2 separate regions of the Homo sapiens genome follow, and region 1 is linked to region 2. The links are chromatin contacts, found by Hi-C or POLR2A ChIA-PET in ENCODE. All regions are on one chromosome and are shown on one strand. Each heading gives the region's core, a stretch centred on a gene start or an enhancer-like site at or near the end of the contact. The rest is flanking DNA. Distances are from core to core; before and after follow the strand shown.

Region 1 (2,992 bases), core at 294-2,793, 150 kb before region 2:
TTGGTGTGTTTGAAATGCAGACTTCTTAAGTTCACCCAGAAGTTCTGCCAAAGTACACCAATAATGCACCTGTCTCTTTCAGCTGCGACAAGAATAATTAATTACATGAAAATGACTTCCATCGGAGGTTAACTTATTTTGGCTGACAGTCACAAACGTACACAGACATGTCTTACGCTGCAGTTAGGCAGAGCTTTATTTAGAACATTTTATTTATATCTTGGGTGATTTCGTTCCTAAGAAATTGAGGAAGAGAAAGAGGAGATGGTGCAGGAATGCAAGAAAGGAACATTTCTCATCATTTTTTCTTTTAACAAAAGCGGGGAAAAAAGACCAACGTCATAGCTAAGAACTTGACTTTCTCCCCAGAGTACTGTAGAATTCAGCCACTTTAGAGAGGGGTCAAGTGTACTTTGGGGGATGGGAAAGGGTGCAGGGCAAAAGGAAGGTTGCGGGAATTGACAGGTTTTCTCTGGTGTAACTTTAGGGTCTTCATTTACTCACTTTCTTCTGAGAGGTTAGGAGTGGGACTTGATGTTTCTACCATACAGACAAGACAACACGAATGTAGTACCCCTGAATCAGCCCACCCACCCTTGACAAGTGTTACCTCAGCCTCCCTGGGAGCCAAGAGGGACTCACTTTTGCAAATAGCTAAATTTTATTGTGGGCTTTGTTAGGGGCCAGGCATTTGCAAGCATCTCATTTCCTCCTCACCCCAACTCTCTGACATAGGAACTACTATCATCCCCGTTTTATGGATGGGGGAACTGAGGCTTGGGAAGGTTAAGAAACTTGCCCAAAGTTGGCCGGGTGCAGTGGCTCATGGCTATAATCCCAGCACTTTGGGAGGCTGAGGCGGGTGGATCACCTGGGTCAGGAGTTTGAGACCAGCCTGGCCAACATGGTGAAACCCTGTCTCTACTAAAAATACAAAAATTAGCCAGGTGTGGTGGTGGGCGCCTATAATCCCAGCTTCTCTGGAGGCTGAGGCAGAAGAATCGCTTGAATCTGGGAGGCCGAGGTTGCACTAAGCCAAGATCACGCCACTGTACTCCAGCCTGGGCAACAGAGCAAGACTCCATCTCAATTAAAAAAAAAAAAAGAAAATTAAAAAAAAAAAAAAGAAACTTGCCCGAAGTTGCACAGCCAGTCAGTGGCAGAGCTGGATTCCCAGCCCAACCACTACGCCACACGGTCTCTCTGTCACTGTTATTTTTATCAATCAAGGGGTCTCACATCATCCCTGGAAGATCTTTTAAATTCCTGATGTGTTTCCCTGAGTATGTGTGCTGGGTTTTTTTTAAATTTCAGGCTGGGGTAGCAGCGCTGTCTGTAAATGGAGAAGAATTCTGAGGCTTCAGGTAAGGTTTAGCTTACCCTCTGCTTCACCTGCATATAAAGAGGGCAAAGCCAAGGTGAGGGGCCACTGCTTCTGATAATCACCTTGCAAGCCCTTCCTCCTCAGCAATCCCTTATCACAGTCAGCCTGACTCTTGCAGTTGCAGTAGGCTGTTAGTCACGATGGGGGTCAGCTCAGGTTCCTGGGCCTGCAGCCATTAGCCTATAATAATAGTCACTGTTACCATTGTTACTATCTCCTACTTATTTTTTTAAGATGCGGTCTCACTCTGTTGCCCAGGCTGGAATAACACAATCATAGCTCACTGCAGCCTGGAACTTCTGGGTTCAAGCAATCCTCTAGCCCCAGCCTCCTCAGTAGAGGGACTACAGGTGGACACCACCACACCTGGCTAACTTATTAAGTTTTTTGTAGAGATGGGGGTCTCGCTATATTGCCCAGGCTGGTCTCAAATTCCTGGGCTCAAGCGATCCTCCTGCCTTGGCCTCCCAAAGCGCTGGGATTACAGGTATGAGCCACTGTGCCTGGCCACTCCCACTGCTTAATTGTTTCCTCCATGCTAGAATTTAAATCTGGATCTGCAAATTCCATTTCCACCAGCTACTAGCCTTGCAGTTTGGAGGCAGGTCATTTCACCTCTCTGAACCTCGGTTTCCTCTTGTGCACAATGAGGATAAGGATGACTATTTTTAGAATAACATTTATGTAGTCATTGCTTTATAGGCATGCTTTATTTACGTGCATGATTTCATTTATTCTCACAACAGCCCTGTTAAGCTGATGCCGTTAGGATACCCACTTTTATATGAGGAAACTGAAGTCTACAGAGGGGACTGCAACCTACTATAGGTCACACAGCTATTAAGTGTAAACTGGGGATTTAGCCCAATTCTGGGCCACTCCAATGCACAAGTTTTTAATCATGATACACTCTGGGATTATCGTAAGAGTTAGCGACGAGGTATGTGAGGGGCTTAACCCAGTGCCCAGCACACAGTAGGACTCAATTATCGGCAGGCAGACCTCACTGTTGGGATAACTGACCCCACACTGACACTGTTTTATCTCCAGGGTGAACCCCCAAGTCACAACGCCTGCAGGCAGCAGCCACAGTAATGCCTCCGCCTAGCACATGTAGGAGCCTCTGAGACTGGTGATTTCTTTGCAGAGAGAGGGTAACCAAATTGATACTAATCTTATTTTAAAACAGGTAGTTCTTTAAAAACCCCAAAACACAAAACCTGTCCAGCCAGACAGGCCAGTTTTCTTACACAATAGCTATCTTAATGAAATCTCAAGTTCATTTACTCTGAAAACCTCTTATAAGGAAAAGCACCTATGTTCCCAATACTGGTCTAGACACAGTGCGTTGGAGGTAATCTGATGCTTCTTTCTGCAGCATTTTAGAGAACAGACATGCCCACTCACCTCCACGGCAAAAGCCATCACTAACGTCATGATGGAGATCCTGATTCCACACCACCTGCCGAGAAGTGGGAAATAATTATTTAGGGGAAGCAAGGTGGTGCTACGCTATGGCCTTGAGAATGGGGAGTGTGGGGTAAAGAATATCCCAGCCAAGGGGCAAGACTGCCTGGGTTGAAATCCCAGCTCTGTCACCTTGGGCCC
Region 2 (2,828 bases), core at 291-2,790:
TTTTATCTGCAAAGACCCTATTTCCAAATACACTCACATTCTGAGTTTCCAGTAGACATGAATTTTTGGAGGATACTGTTTCACCCACTACAACTCATTTTTACAAATGAGGAAGCTGAGGTTGCCCATGGTCACAGAGCTTGTGGGTGATGGAAGTATGACTCTGGCCTAATTTTGTATGACATCAAAGCGTTGGAGCTGCTATATGTGGGTGGTAGAGATATTTAAAGCCTCTGAGAGAAGGCTTCTAATAAAAGTAGCTCAAGATAGGCCAGGCGCAATCTAGGCTTAATAAATATTTGTTGCGTAACTGAAATGAATATTCCCAGAGGACCCCACATTCCAGGCTCTAGACACAATGCATTTCTTTTTTATTTCTACGTAATGGGACACTCTGCCCTGGGAAATTGGGAAGAAGGCATGATCCAGCCAAGGTCAATTGTCCACAGTTTGTGCTTCTGTCTACTGCTGTTGTGCTTGGCATTAGAAAAACCCTCAGCCACAATAAATTTTATATTTTACTGCCTTTTTACCTGTTTCTCAAACAGTTTCAAGTACACTGGAGCATCTTTTATCCTTAATGGTCTGTTTTCCCAAAATTTATTTTTGGAAACCAATGAGTAAACAAAAGACACCAAACCCAGCTTGATACCAATAATCCTGAACCAAACAAATTAGATCTCCTTTTTAGTTTCTTTCCAATGCTTTAAAGGGCCTTATGAGTCATTAATTTGTTGGCTCTTGTAGAAGTATTTATGCAGGGCCATTAAGTAGCACAAACTGTGGAGGAAAATTGAGATGCTTTATGAATGTAGCCTCTGACCCCACCTGCCAATCTCCCTATAGGAGGAAAACACAGACAGGACTCTTGGCCTTGGGGGTCCCACTTCATTGTGGCCTGGTTTTCAATCCCCAGGCAATAATCTTCTCACCCTCATTCACATCTCTAGCCAAAAGCAGAAAATAAAACACAAGGGCAGAACTCTCAACTCTAGGGGGGGTGAAATCTGGGTCCCAGAGCAAAAATTAGTCACACCCCAAAAACTGATTTCTCCAAGCAGAAATGACAGATTCTCATCTCTGTCATATGGTCTGAGCCACAGTATAAGGCAATGCAGTTTTGACACCAGCCACCTGGACTTGGGTCACATTTCACAGGTTAAGGGCACAGTCTTCCACAAGACTGTCCTCCCTTCAGGCACCCACTGCAAGCGCCAGGGCTCCCAGGCCACCCACACTTCTGACAAACTGGCTACACATTCGGGGGCTCCCATTACTCTCTCAGGTTCAGTAACTCATAGACCAACTCAAAGCACTAAAAAAGCACTGTACTTTCTATAATTGTTTATTATAAAGGAACAACCCCCCCAAAAAAAACCCATGGGAGGGCCCAATTCACAAAGCTTCTGTGTCGCCCTCTGAGCACACAGAAGTATGACTCCCAACCCGGGGAGCTCAACTGAGTCTCATCATTCAGAGGTTTTTTTGTGGTTTCATTATGTAGGCATGATTGACTAGATAACTGGCCACATGATTGAACTCAATCTCCAGCAACCCCTCCACTCCCCAGACATCATCAGGCTGATGTCACTGGCCCAAAGTCCCAACTCTCTAATCACACAGTTGGTCTTTCTGGTGTGGCTGGCCACCATCCCGAGTCACCTTGTTAGCATAAACTCAGGCAATCCCATCACTCAGGAAATTCCAAGAATTAGAAGCTTCCTCCTAGGAACCAGAAACAAGGGTCAGACAAATGATTTATTACAGGACACACATATGTACAACAGGTAGGACTGAAATTAATGAAGTATCCTCTCTCTCCTCCTGTGAATAAAAATCTTCTGTCACTGGTCAGTTTTCTAGCTCATAAAAAGAAGGGATTCTTGCTTGCTGGGATCAAATTTATGGGACAGATGGGGAAGAGGGGAGAGGAGGCTGAGAGCAGGGGCTTGGGAAGGGGAGCAAGAAGTGAGGTCCTTTGGAGCTTTTGGGGTTGGAGATGGAAGGGGGTTTCAATAAATGTTCAGGAGGGCTTAAAATGGATTCTCTGGAATATGTTTGGCTTAAGAATGAAATTCATTTTAATTTCTTTTCATGGTGGACCTGTGCTTTTCAATACTTTTTTCCAGCAGAGACTGAGCTGGGAGGCTCATCCCCCTGGGATTTATCATTATTTCATCCTTGTCAATCTTCTTTTTCTAACAGTGAGCTTTTTTCTCTTTCTTTCTTTCTTTTTCTTTCTTTCATCCATCTTTCTTTCTTTTTCTTTCTTCTTTCTTTTTTTCTTTCTTCTTTCTTCTCCTTCCTTCCTTCCTTTCTTCCTTCTTTTCTCTCTCCCTTCTCTCTCTCTCTTTCTTTTTTTAGAAAGGGTCTTGCGCTGTCACCCAGGCTGCAGTACAGTGGCACAATCATAGCTCACTGCAGCCTCAAACTCCTGTGCTCAAGCAATTCTCCCTCCTCAGCCTCCCAACTAGCTGGGACTACAGGTCTACACCATCATGCCCCACTAATATTTTTGATTTTTTTATAGAGACGAGGTCTCACTATGTTGCCCAGGCTAGTCTCAAACTCCTGGCCTTAATTAATCCTCCTGCACGGCCTTCCAAAATGCTGGGTTACAGGCATGAGCCACTGTGCCAGGCAAGGGAGAAGACATTTGAAAGCACAGGTCCAAAGTTAAAAAAATTCAAATGAATTTCCTTCCTAAGCCATGTCTCTTCAAACATTCTATGACCAGCTCATCCATCCATGCCCCCTTTGCTGGCCGCCTTCCCTTCCCGTCTCACTTCCCATCTCTCCTGCCAGTGTTTCCTGGGATCCTTTCCCAA

What was found. A loop is a pair of places that touch in the nucleus more often than their neighbours do. ChIA-PET counts read pairs that join two places held with the same protein, here RNA polymerase II (POLR2A). Pooled maps may share reads with other maps.
Region 1: a map of aorta shows a loop between it and region 2 (2.0-fold over the local background). The contact joins two enhancer-like sites. A Hi-C loop is called at or near these places in 3 of 168 maps with a recorded cell type or tissue (Caco-2, HepG2 and aorta) and 7 of 50 pooled maps. POLR2A ChIA-PET finds 5 or more read pairs at or near these places in 1 of 52 experiments (activated B cell).

The regions. Positions count from the first base shown.
Region 1 is chr7:3,215,847-3,218,838 of GRCh38, reverse strand. No RefSeq gene overlaps it. Among named protein-coding and RNA genes, the nearest start is that of SDK1, 84 kb to the left of the region's middle. Within about 2 kb of position 1,543, at least 4 of the 41 ENCODE cell types and tissues checked have a DNase peak (open chromatin) inside an H3K27ac peak, as active enhancers do.
Region 2 is chr7:3,066,148-3,068,975 of GRCh38, reverse strand. No RefSeq gene overlaps it. Among named protein-coding and RNA genes, the nearest start is that of CARD11, 24 kb to the right of the region's middle. Within about 2 kb of position 1,540, at least 5 of the 41 ENCODE cell types and tissues checked have a DNase peak (open chromatin) inside an H3K27ac peak, as active enhancers do.